Regions from separate parts of the Homo sapiens genome. Here region 2 is linked to region 1. A link is an interaction called in ENCODE POLR2A ChIA-PET data of the cell type or tissue named here. Cell type or tissue: PC-9. All regions are shown on one strand. Each heading gives the region's core, and the rest is flanking DNA. Links, peaks and the distances in the headings are about the cores only. Region 1 overlaps SHB (SH2 domain containing adaptor protein B). Region 2 overlaps LOC105376035 (a long non-coding RNA gene).

Region 1 (4,000 bases), core at 1-4,000:
TGCAGTGAGCTGAGATCGCACCACTGCACTCCAGCCTGGGTGGCAGAGCGAGACTGCGTCTCAATAAAACAAACAAATGAACAAACCAAAAACATGAAGTACTAGAGAAGATTCAGGGGTATCTGTTGGGGGCATGCAAGACAGTGGTCAACCCCTGGCACAGGATGCAGGCGTGTTCTGTGGGATCAGAGGACAGAATGAGAACCAACCAGTAGAAGTTCTCAAAAAGATTTCAACTCAATTTCAGGAAGAATGATCAGACAGAGCTATTCAAAGTATAACAGAGTATTTGGGGAGGTAGTGAGCTCCCTGCCACAGGGGACCTCCCAAAGAGCTGGACGTGATTCTCCATTGGTCCTTTGGTTGTACAGAGTAGAGGGAGACAGTCTCCTCTCTCATGGTGGATCATAACATCATTATCACTGTCCTTGCAGCCTGTGGTCAGGTTGGCTGTGGGAAGCTGTGTTAGACCACATGAGCACTGCATCACTTTAGTAAAGGTCCCAGGCAGTGGAGGCCTCTGAATTCTTGCATACAGGTGGCAAGTTATTACATTATTTCTTCCTCCTGTCTACCTGCAGTTGGTTTTATGAGGGGCGTTAGTACACTTCCCAAAGGGCTTGCCCGCAGGGTGAGAGGTGCACATTGAACTCCCTCACCAGGCAGATGGGAAGTGTGGCCATGAGAGAGAGCTTCAGGGGCCCTGGGTTTATGACATCGCTGGGCCAGGAATGAGGTTAATATTTTTAATGGCGAAGGGTGAGCCCCGTTATTACCCGAGCTCATTCATCAATGGCAGAACCCGTTTCACCTGTTAAGTGCCCTCGGTGTGGGTAATTCATGAATGGGAATCCAATTTTCTTTTTAAAACCCAAGCCACCTCCCCCTTCTTAAATCCAGGAGGTGGTGCTGGGGGGGTGTCAGGATTTTACAGCAGTTTTTTCCTGGGTAGGAAAGGCTGTGGACAGCTTTGAGGGCCTTTCCTGCCTTACTCACCAAGCAGGCCTGCGTGAGCCAGTCCATAAGACTGAGAGTTATGGAGAGGCTGGGGCTGCAACAGCTCTAGTTGTGGGACCCAGGATAGATGGGAAACTCGGGACCACCTGTTTTATCCTGTTGCCCACTGATCAGAGGATGGGCATAACAAAAATATGGGGAGGGGGAGTGTAACGAGACCACTCAGGTGGACCCTCTCCAAGCCCTTCCGAAATGATTGGTCAACTAGGGCATTGGATTAATTTTAATTTTTATTTTTTGTGGAGGCAGGGTCTCCCTATATTGTCCAGGCTGGTCTCGAACTCGCGGGCTCAAGTGATCTTCCCAAATTCTACCAGCATGAGCCACCGCACCAGCTGGGGTATTGGTTTAAATGTCTCCAAGGAGTACATTTTTCTGGGATCTGTGGGTTGGAAGGGCCCCCTCCCCGAATTGGCTGGCCCCAGTCACTGGTGTTATCCCTGATAAATGGGCATGATCATGGGGCACCCATAGAGGTGATGGGGTGCTCACTTTTATCTTAGGAAAGCATAGGCTTTAAATTATTCCCAGATGCCCCATTGGAGCCAGCACCTGCTTTGAGGGTGATTGCAGGCTAACCATGCTGACCCTGAGGGCCGCCTCATCTCCTTAGATCGTCCAGTCCTCACTGCATTGTGGATGCTTGGTTTTCTAATTCAGCTGGTCTCACCCTAACCAGATGAAAATGGAACCACTTCTACCATAAAATTCCATTTTCTTGCTGGTTCTGATGAGAAAAATCAGGTTTTCTTTACAGTCATGTTTGAAAATAACAACAGCCAGCATATTTTAGCACTTAGTACTTAGTGCATACTGGGCCCAGTACCAGGGCTCACTCTTTCTAGAGAAGCAGGTTTTCCTTCTGGCTGTCATTCCCTCCTCTGCCTGGCACGGGTATGCTTCCATGTGCAGAGGTTTGGTGTTGGGGTCCGGGGCCTCTCCATGGGGACAACTTCAAAACAACGCTGGTGCTCATTCTGTGTAACTTGAAGACAAGGACTGTGCCACGCTGCACTGGCTTTGGTATGTGGGGAAGTAGGATCCCCCAGGCAGGAGGGATACGGCTGGTACAGGGTGGAGGGAGAGGAGAGCTGGAAGCCAGGCTTCAAAGGCTGCAGGCGGAAGCACTGCTTCCCCAGGTGTGGCCCGGGCAGGGCAGGTTGCAGGTGTGCCGGAGTCACAGGGCAGCTGAGGAAGGGGAAGGGAGACTTCCAGCACTCAGCTGACTTAAGGGAGTTGTCAGGTGGCCTTTGCTCACGGTTGGCGCAACTGAGCCAAGCTGGCAAAGCTGCTGCTTCTTCCTGTCAAACTTCCCTTCAGAGATCTCTTCCTGTTGCCCAGAAGGAGCCTGGACTTAGAAACTCATACAACAGGCTGTAGGTAGCCCAGGAGAGCCAGAGCTTTGGGGTGACGCTGGCCTGGGTTGAAACCTGCGTAGCCTTCTGTGCTCTGAGGCCTTGGCAGGGTTCCTAGACATTTCTGAGCTTCGGTTTTCTCATCTGAAAATGAGGTGATTAGGAAGGATGAAATACGATGATGTACGTGAAAGCACAGAGCCAAGAGCCTGGCTTGTAGAGAAGGTGCTCTCTAGGCGGTGCCCCCTCTGTAAGCATCGTCCCTTAGCCTCCTGCCTGTTCTAGTCCTCTAGAACACTCAGGCGCTTGGAGGGTCTGGTCCGAGGTTCTCGGGCCCTGGCACTGGAGGATCCCAGGCTCTGGGACTCAGCCCCCATGAGTCCTGCCCGGTCCCAGGTCTTCACAGAGAAGTGGGTGAAGAGAGAAAGCTGGGTGGTAGGTTGAGGTGTCTTGTGATAGCCAAGTTATCAGCAAGGGGCCTGCCTCCCCTTGATTTACTCATCAGCAGTGGATCAAAGTTTGCTCTTTTGAAATGGGTAAGTCTGGGATTCAGTTCAAGATACCTTTGCCTCCCTTTCAGGATAGAATGTTTCCAGTGGCAGGTGATTTATGACTTTGCATTTGGAAGGAGATTTTACAATGTGCATTAATAAATAAGGGCCATTCTGGGCCCGATTCATACAGCCGTTGTCAAGTGCTGTGTTGGTGTTTCATGGAAACCAGCTCCCGTGATGGTCTCAGATGTCCCCTTAAAGCGGAAGGGACACAGGGTGGGAAGAGGGTCTGGAAAAGTCAGTGCTCTTAAGCAATAACATGCACACCAGACCATTGACATCATAGGAAGGCTTGGTTTCTAAAGTAATACTAAAAGGACTGAAACACTCACCTGGGGTAATGCTTCCCTAGAAAGCATGGTGATCTCCAATGAAATTAGAAAAATGGACGGTTAGGGGTTTCTTATGAAGCTAAACTTACTCACCTTAAAGGACTATGCTTTATTCTCAATTTCCTTTTTACCTTTTTACTGTTAAATTGTTATTGTCTTTATCTTTTTTCGTTTGATTTTGTTTTGTTTTGTTTTTTGAGACATAGTCTCTCGCTCTGTCACCAGGCTAGAGTGCAGTGGCGAGATCTCGGCTCACTGCAACCTCTGCCTCCCGGGTTCAAGCGATTCTCCTGCCTCAGTCTCCCAAGTAGCTGGGATTACAAGCACACACCACCACGCCCAGCTAATTTTTGTATTTTTAGTAGAGACGGGGTTTCACCATGGTTGGCCATGATGGTCTCTATCTCCTGACCTCGTGATGCTCCCACCTTGGCTTCCCAAAGTGCTGGGGTTAAAGGCATGAGCCACCATGCCCAGCCCTTTCCTTCATAAAATGTGGGTGAAGACAGATGGCGGTTGGGTTCTTTTAGTGTGCGTGATCTTGTCTTTCCCCCCTTTTTTTTTTGTATAATTTTTTTGTATAGTAGTCCATGAAATCCAGGATTCTGGCCCTAACAACCCACTCTACCCATTCTACAGATGGGGAAATTGAGGAGCTGATAGAATGACTTAGCTAATGGTGCCCTGCTGGCAAGAGGAGGGGATTACAGTCTGGGCCTCAAGCTCCCCATGGAAACTTCTG
Region 2 (6,832 bases), core at 461-4,460, 620 kb after region 1:
GGTAGGAATGCGAGAGGGAGAAAAGGCATTTCTGGCAGAACAAACGGTGAGCAAAGGCCTGGAGGCTGGAGCGCGTCGGCATCGCCAAAGGGAGGAGAAGCAGCAGCAGCTGAGATGGGCAGTGGAAGGTGAGGTTAGATCAGGGTGTAAGGAGGCGGAGAGCGGCCCCAACGGAAGGGAACTTGCGCTGAGAGTGAGTGATCCGTGCCAGGCACTCCACACACAAGAGTTTGTTTAATCCCCACAAAGGCCAGTGAAGTTGATTTTAGGAACCCCAAGTTACAGACGAAGAAACTGAGGCTCAGGTCAGTGGAGGGACTTGCCCACGGTCACACAGCTGGTAAGGAGCAGAACTGGGTTTGAATAGAGATCATCTGACTGACTGTCTCCTCTCTGAGGGGGCCCTGCCTCTGGTCTGTGCTTGGTGAGGGGTGGGGCAGGGCACATGCTGGAAGCCCATTATACAGATATGGAAACTGAAGCCCAGATGGGGCGAACATTTTCCGATGACGCGCAGCAGGCAAGGCGCAGTGTGGCTTTCACCCCGGCCCTGCCTGGGCTTTTGTCTGACTGCTGGAAGCTGATGCTCTCGTACAAGAGACATGAGCAGCTGGCCACAGAGGGTAGCAGAGAGCCCAGTCGGGACCCCTTGGCCAGCCCAGACCCCTGGGAAATGTGCTCAGGCTTCAGCTCCCAGTGAGGTGTGGCCCTGGGGGGCAGGGTAACAGCTCATCAGCAGACCTGGGTTGCCCCCAGACTCAGCCTGCTGCAGCCTTGCACCCCACACAGAAAGCCACTTGCCCCTTTCTCAGCCCCTCAGTCTGCTCTTCTGGGGAGCAGAGGGCCCCAGCCTGGAAGATTCAGAGGGGCAAGAGAGCCACCGCTACTCAGACAGGATCGGGCTTCAAACTATGTGGTGTTCACCCCACAACAAGCCTTCAAGTGGGCACTGTTAGGATTCTCACTTTCAAGTCAAGATAACTGCGGCTCAGAGAGCCTCAAGTCCTTCTGCCTGAAGGACCTGCCCAAGGTCACCACGCTTGAGCTGGACTCAAATCCAGGTGAAGGTAACTGCTGTGGTTTGAACGTCCTCTCCAAAATGCCTGTTGAAATTTAATTGTGGCTGGGCATGGTGGCACATGCCTGTAATCTCAGCTACTCAGGAGGCCGAGGCAGGAGAATCGCTTGAACCCAGGAGGCAGAGGTTGTGGTGAGCCGAAATGGTGCCACTGCACTCCAGGCTGGGTGATAAGAATGAAACTCCATCTCAAAAAATAAAAATAAAATAAAATAAAATTTAATTGCTATTGTGACAGTGTTGAGAAATGGGTCCTTTAGGGGTGATTGGGTCATGAGGTGCTCTGCCCTCATGAAGAGATTAATGCAGTTATTGTAAGAGTGGATTACTTATGGCAGGAGTGAGCTTCTGATAAAAGGATAAGTTTGGCCCCATTTCTCTCTCTGTCTTGTGTGCATGCTGGCCATGTGATGCCTTGTGCCACAGGATGACTCTCTCCAGATGCTGGCACTATTTTTCTAGACTTCCCATCCTCCAGAACCATGAGCCAAATAAAGTTATTTTCTGTATAAGTTACCCAGTCTGCGGTATTCTGTGATAGCAGCGGAAAATAGATTAAGACAGTAACACTGAGGCATGTGACCACAACCCTCATGGCTGCCCTGTCCTGACCTGCCAGCCAACCCCAGTGGCTCCTTCAGCTACATCTGCTTATTCATCCATAGCCTCAAGGCATCATGGTTGCAGGCCTCTGGCTTTGTGCTAATGTGGCCCCCACATACATACCCCACTTCTCCCTCGGACCCTCTCCTTTAACCTTCCCAGCTTCAAGCCTGGGAGCGACACAGGGCAAGGACAGGGTAGGGTCCAAGCCTTTTCATGGTTCCAGTGCCCAACATGGGTCCCCACAGGGTGAACACTCTATAGACATATTCTGTGTAAGTGAGTACATCCCTGTAAATGGGGATACCATTCCCAGTTTTTAAGTAGGAAAGCTGAGAGTTAACAGGGGACAGTGCCCTGCCTGGGTCACCAGCAAGTTCGAGGCAGAGCAGTGCCCTGTCCAGGCTTCTTGCCATCCAGCCTCAGGTTTCCTCCCTGGGGCGATGCAGCCTAACGAAACTCCCTCAGCAGCTGGCATTACCTGAAGTCCTGCCCGTGAATCAGAAAGCTAGCACCCTGGGCTGCTTTTCTGCCAGGCATTGGCCAATCGCGCAGATGCCCAGCTGGCCCCTCTGGCACGCAAACACCCGGAATGTGCATTGGTTAGAGACCGCCAGGAGAAGATGACCGTGGTCAGATTTCTAGGGCTCCCTGGGAGGGAGTGCATTCTTTCTGTTGGGGATTTTTTACCGGAGCAGTTTCCTTAATCCTCCTCAGGGCATAGCTGGGATTTAGTAATGAGTTGTAACAGCCAGAATGGTTGATTCTCTGAGCCAGGACCCAGCTGTTCATTCTTGAACAAGCTGGGCTCCTCTTTTCCAGAGGTCCTGGCTCAGCTACCGCAGGGTGAGGTTGGGAGCAGGAATCCAGAACCAGCGTCACACCACCGCTCACAGGGGCAGAGCCTGTGCCCTCATTGTATAGATGGAGCCACGGAGGCCCAGAGAGGCTGTGAGGTGGGGTGGAGTCAAGAGCCAAGGTGGGCAGAACAACTTTGTGTGCAAAGACTCAACTGTGGGTGGAGCCAAGGGGAGGGGCTACCTCCCAGGACCGAGGCCAGTCTTCGGGCACCAGGAACAGGGCCTGCCAAGGTGTCATGGGACCTCAGTGCAGGACTGGTCCCACTGGGAAGCTTCTCCCCAGGAGACAAGCTCTGCGTTGCATTCTGTTTTATAGGGGTGCAGTCAAGGAGGATCCGTCCAAGCTGAGAAACAGCAGGAGTGACCCCTGGAAGCTGTGTCTTGGGTCGGGTCCCCAGAAGCAGGCTCTCTGCTGAGGATTTGTGAGCAAGTGATTGATTAAGGAAGTGCCCCCAGAATAAACCAGGAAAGGAGTGGGAAGCAGGAGAGGGGAGGGAAGGAAGACCAACAGTGCCATGTCTGGCCAAGTCCAGCAGGCAGGTGCTTCATTGTGATCCCGAGGGCCGCTCTGGAATGCAAGTTACATCTCAGGGTTATTGAAACCCCAGGCAAGGAAGCTGGGCTTCCACACTCCCCACACCCCATGAGTTAGCATCATCCAAGGAGATCTGGGCAGAGTGCAGCTTCCTGGAGGAGGAGGCATGGGCCTTGCTGTGTGACGACCCAGCGGGGTGTGCAGGTTCTGAGGAAAAAGGGTTTGAGCAGAACCTGAGGGAGGAGCTCAGGCATGCTGCTTGAAGGCCAAGGTTGCTCTGGGTAAGGACCAAGGTCCCATCCCTGATTTAGGACAGGCCAAGGAGGAGCAAGGGGATGGAGGCAGGGGATGGCTCCCTGCAGGCCCAGGTGAAGTTCATGCTACCATTTCAGCAAAAGTCCCATAAACCACCTCAGGAAATCCCTCTGTCATCTGCCGCTGTTTGGGGCCAAAAGCTTGAACTGTGATGAATTTTGTGAAAGGGAGAACTGCCTCATTCTGCCAAAGCCGTTCAGAAGTGAGTCACTAGCCCAGAACAGGCCCCACATAGCTGCACCAGCTCAGACTCCATCTAGCTGCACCTGCAGGAGCTAAGGCTCGAGGTGGACATCGGGCCTGGGCCCCAGGGCAGAGTCATGACCAACAGGGGGCAGCCCAGGGAGCTACTCCCCAGCCTTCAGTGGGCCCCACTTCCCTTCCCTCCTCCCCTCCCTGAAGGCCCCTCCCAGACCGCTTGGCCTCCGGCCTTGCCTCCTCCAACCTGATCTCCTGGGGTTGCTCAAGGGTCTCCTCTAAAAAGCAAATCCGGTCTTGTCTTTCCCCTGCCTGCCGCATTCCGTGGCTCCTCACTGCTCTCAGGAGAAAGACCAAAGTCCCTGTGTGCTCCCAAGCCCTCTCCTGATGATGCAGAGGCGTGGCCCATAGGGACTGAGAGCTGCTCACTTCAGGCAGAAGCCAGGCATCCTGGCAGCCCCTGAGAGCCGCCCAGCTGGCCAGAAGGACCTGCTCCCAGGCCTCCCTTTCCCTGTAATTCATATATAGAAAGCATCTAAATCAGGAGCCAACCCTCCACCAGAGGGAGCGGCGCCCTGGAGGTGGAAGTGGAGCTTTTCTTAGTCATTACATTTGGTTTTGTTTTGGGGGAAAAAAACAAAATGAAACAATTAAGGTCTTATTTTCACAATCACCTGTGGAATGAGGAGGCTTCCAGATGGTATTTGGTGAGAGCACCAGGAACCTTGTGGTCCTGTGAGGGCATTCAGGGGTAGGGAGTCTAACTCATCACCCAATCCTCATGGCTCCAACTTTAAACACACCCAGAAGCCTATCTCGTCCCCCAGCCCAGCTCCGTCGCCTGCACCTGGTCCAAGCTGAGGCCCCTCTGCCCCAGCCTCCTGGTTGCCCCACTGTTTCTGCCCTGGGCCTGCTCCAGTCCCTTCTCACGGACAGCCAGAGCCAAGCCTCTGCTCCAGTAAGGGATCTCTCCAAAGGCTCCTGTCTCCCTCCGGGTAAGGCCAGGGTCCTAATCACGGCCCACAGAGGCCGACACCACCGCCTCTGACCTCCCTCCCTCTGTCTCCAGCTTTCCTGGGATCCCGCCTGGGATCCCCTCTGCCCAGCACTCAGACCTCCTGCACCAGCTGTTCCCCTGCCTGGAACATTCTCCACTCCCCCCAGGTCCACAGGGTCTGAGCCTCATGTCCTACAGATGTCACTCAAAGGGTGGCCCTTCACTGGCTTCCCTGATGGCACCACTTCCTGCCCACTGGTCCTTCTCCCCCTCCCTCACTCTGCCTCATCTAGCCCTGGACACTCCACCAATCTGATACATCTTTATTTCTCTGTTTATTGTCTAGTTTCCCTCCATGCCCACCAGGATGTAAGCTCTGAGAGCAGGGGCTTTGTTTCATTCGCTGCCATAATTCCAGTACCAAGAACAATGCCTGGCACCTCCTAGTAGGTGCTCAATAAATATTTATTGAATGAATGAATGATTGAATTATGTCTGTCATTGACAGAGGGAAGTCTGGGCAACATAGTGAGACCCCATCTCTACCAAAACTAAATAATTAGCCAGGTGTGGTGGTGCATGCCTGTAATCCCAGCTACTCCAGAGGCTGATACAGGAGGATTGCTTGGTCCCAGGAGGTAGAGGCCACAGTGAGCCATGATCACACTGCTGCACTCCAGCCTAGGCAACAGAGAGAGATATAGTCTCAAAAAAAAAAAAAAAAAAAGGAAAAGAAAAAAAGAAAAGAAAATACATAGGGGTGGGCAGATTTCCCCTAAGATGCTCTAAGGATGCCCTCTCTAGGTGCAGGAGTCAGTCTAAAGTTACCTCCTGGGGGAAGTCTTCTGTCCAGTTTTTAAATGGAAGTTCTAGCTGCAGGCAGCAAGTCTCATCACTGAATAGAACCGGTTTTCATTTGGTGCAAACACTATCTCCTCCAGGAAGCCCTCCCAGGACCCTTCCCAGCCCCTAGTGAAAGTGCCTCCCTCCTGCTAGCCTGCCACTTTCTCCCTTGTGGTCCATTCTGGATGTCAGTGCCGGGCCAGTGAGCATCCTAGCGGGCGCCTGAGTCATACCCGGAGTGCACCTGGAGAGCCCCTTTCTGCTCACACTTTACAGGGCCCCATGCTGGCCTCAGACACGCCCATCTTCTCATTTAAGCCTTACAACAACCTTCCGAGGTAGTCATCACCATCCCCATCTTACAGATAAGGAAACTGCGGTCAGAGGCCACAGAGGTGACTTACCCGAGCCCCACACCTGGTGTCACAGTGGAGTGGAGCCTGGCTCCTTGGCCCTGAGTTCAGCCCCCATCACAGCTGCCGAATTCACAGTCAGTGCTCAACACGTGTTCACGTGTTTGGAGGACGAACCAAACCCGAGTTCTCGGGGCTCCCCAGCCAGCATGAAGACCGTGTAACCACAGCACGCATGGGCGGGCCGCTTGGCAATGGCCAGGCTCATGCTCTACTGAGCCCCTGGGGGTCACGACTCCCCTGCTGCTCTGTGCAGAGAAAGAAAAGGCAGTCACCTCTCTCTTCCCTCACTGGAAGGTGAGGCCCAGGGGGTCCGGCCTGTGGGATGTGAAGAAGCCACACATTGGTGCCCATCACCTGGTCCTCAGCCTCTCCTTAGGGCAGAGTCGAGGCCCAGAAGGTTGAAAGAGCTGGAAGCTGGGGAAGAGCCTGCACCAGTGCCTTTGCCTCTTATCAGTCAGTCCGATTTTTGTTCTCTGACTCCCCCTGCTACATACCAGAATGGTGCTCTCTCTCTCCCCCTCTCTGGGATCTGCACCTCAGTTTCCTTGTCTGTAATATGGGGGTAACTGAACCCCCATATTAAAAGGATCCAAGGATAAATGAGATAACACAAGTGCTTGGCATAGGGCCTGGAAGAAAAAAGTAAATTCCTTTTTTTTTTCGCTCTGTCGCCCAGGCTGGAGTGCAGTGGCGTGATCTCAGCTTACTACAACCTCCGCCTCCCAGGTTCAAGCGATTCTCCTGCCTCAGCCTCTTGAGTAGCTGGGATTACAGGTGCGTGCCCGGCTAATTTTTGTATTTTTAGTAGAGACGGGGTTTCACCATGTTAGACCAGGCTGGTCTCGAACTCAGGTGATCCACCTGCTTCAGCCTCCCAAAGTGCTGGGATTACAGGCACTGTAATCCGCGGTGAGCCACCGCGCCCGGCCCAAAAGAAAGTAAATTCTTAATAAGCAGAACATGTAATTATTAGCTAGCACATATATT

The links. ChIA-PET counts read pairs that join two places held together with the same protein. Peaks named below come from ENCODE experiments on the same cell type or tissue, not always from the same donor. Only the 100,000 strongest peaks of a DNase experiment are listed, where the experiment ranks them.
Region 2: POLR2A ChIA-PET joins it to region 1 with 6 read pairs; 1 of 35 experiments calls an interaction of 5 or more read pairs at or near these places.

What each region holds. Positions count from the first base shown.
Region 1 is chr9:38,030,777-38,034,776 of GRCh38, reverse strand. The region is part of intron 1 of SHB (SH2 domain containing adaptor protein B); the gene reads left to right. Among named protein-coding and RNA genes, the nearest start is that of SHB, 36 kb to the left of the region's middle. RefSeq lists an enhancer at 2,204-2,705. In PC-9, for the core only: no CTCF peak of the experiment used is centred there; a DNase peak (open chromatin) is centred at 2,246; H3K27ac peaks cover 3,264 bases.
Region 2 is chr9:37,408,358-37,415,189 of GRCh38, reverse strand. LOC105376035 (a long non-coding RNA gene) reads right to left here. Exons shown (of 4, transcript XR_007061479.1): 2 at 5,834-6,090. It overlaps LOC124902154 (a long non-coding RNA gene), which reads left to right and starts at 6,112. Exons shown (of 4, transcript XR_007061481.1): 1 at 6,112-6,298; 2 at 6,522-6,619. RefSeq lists a silencer at 1-178 and enhancers at 1,882-2,672, 3,458-3,507, 4,428-4,477, 4,255-5,046, 5,532-5,951. In PC-9, for the core only: CTCF peaks have their summits at 3,916 and 4,115 (motif pointing right); a DNase peak (open chromatin) is centred at 2,259; H3K4me3 peaks cover 1,165 bases; H3K27ac peaks cover 2,212 bases.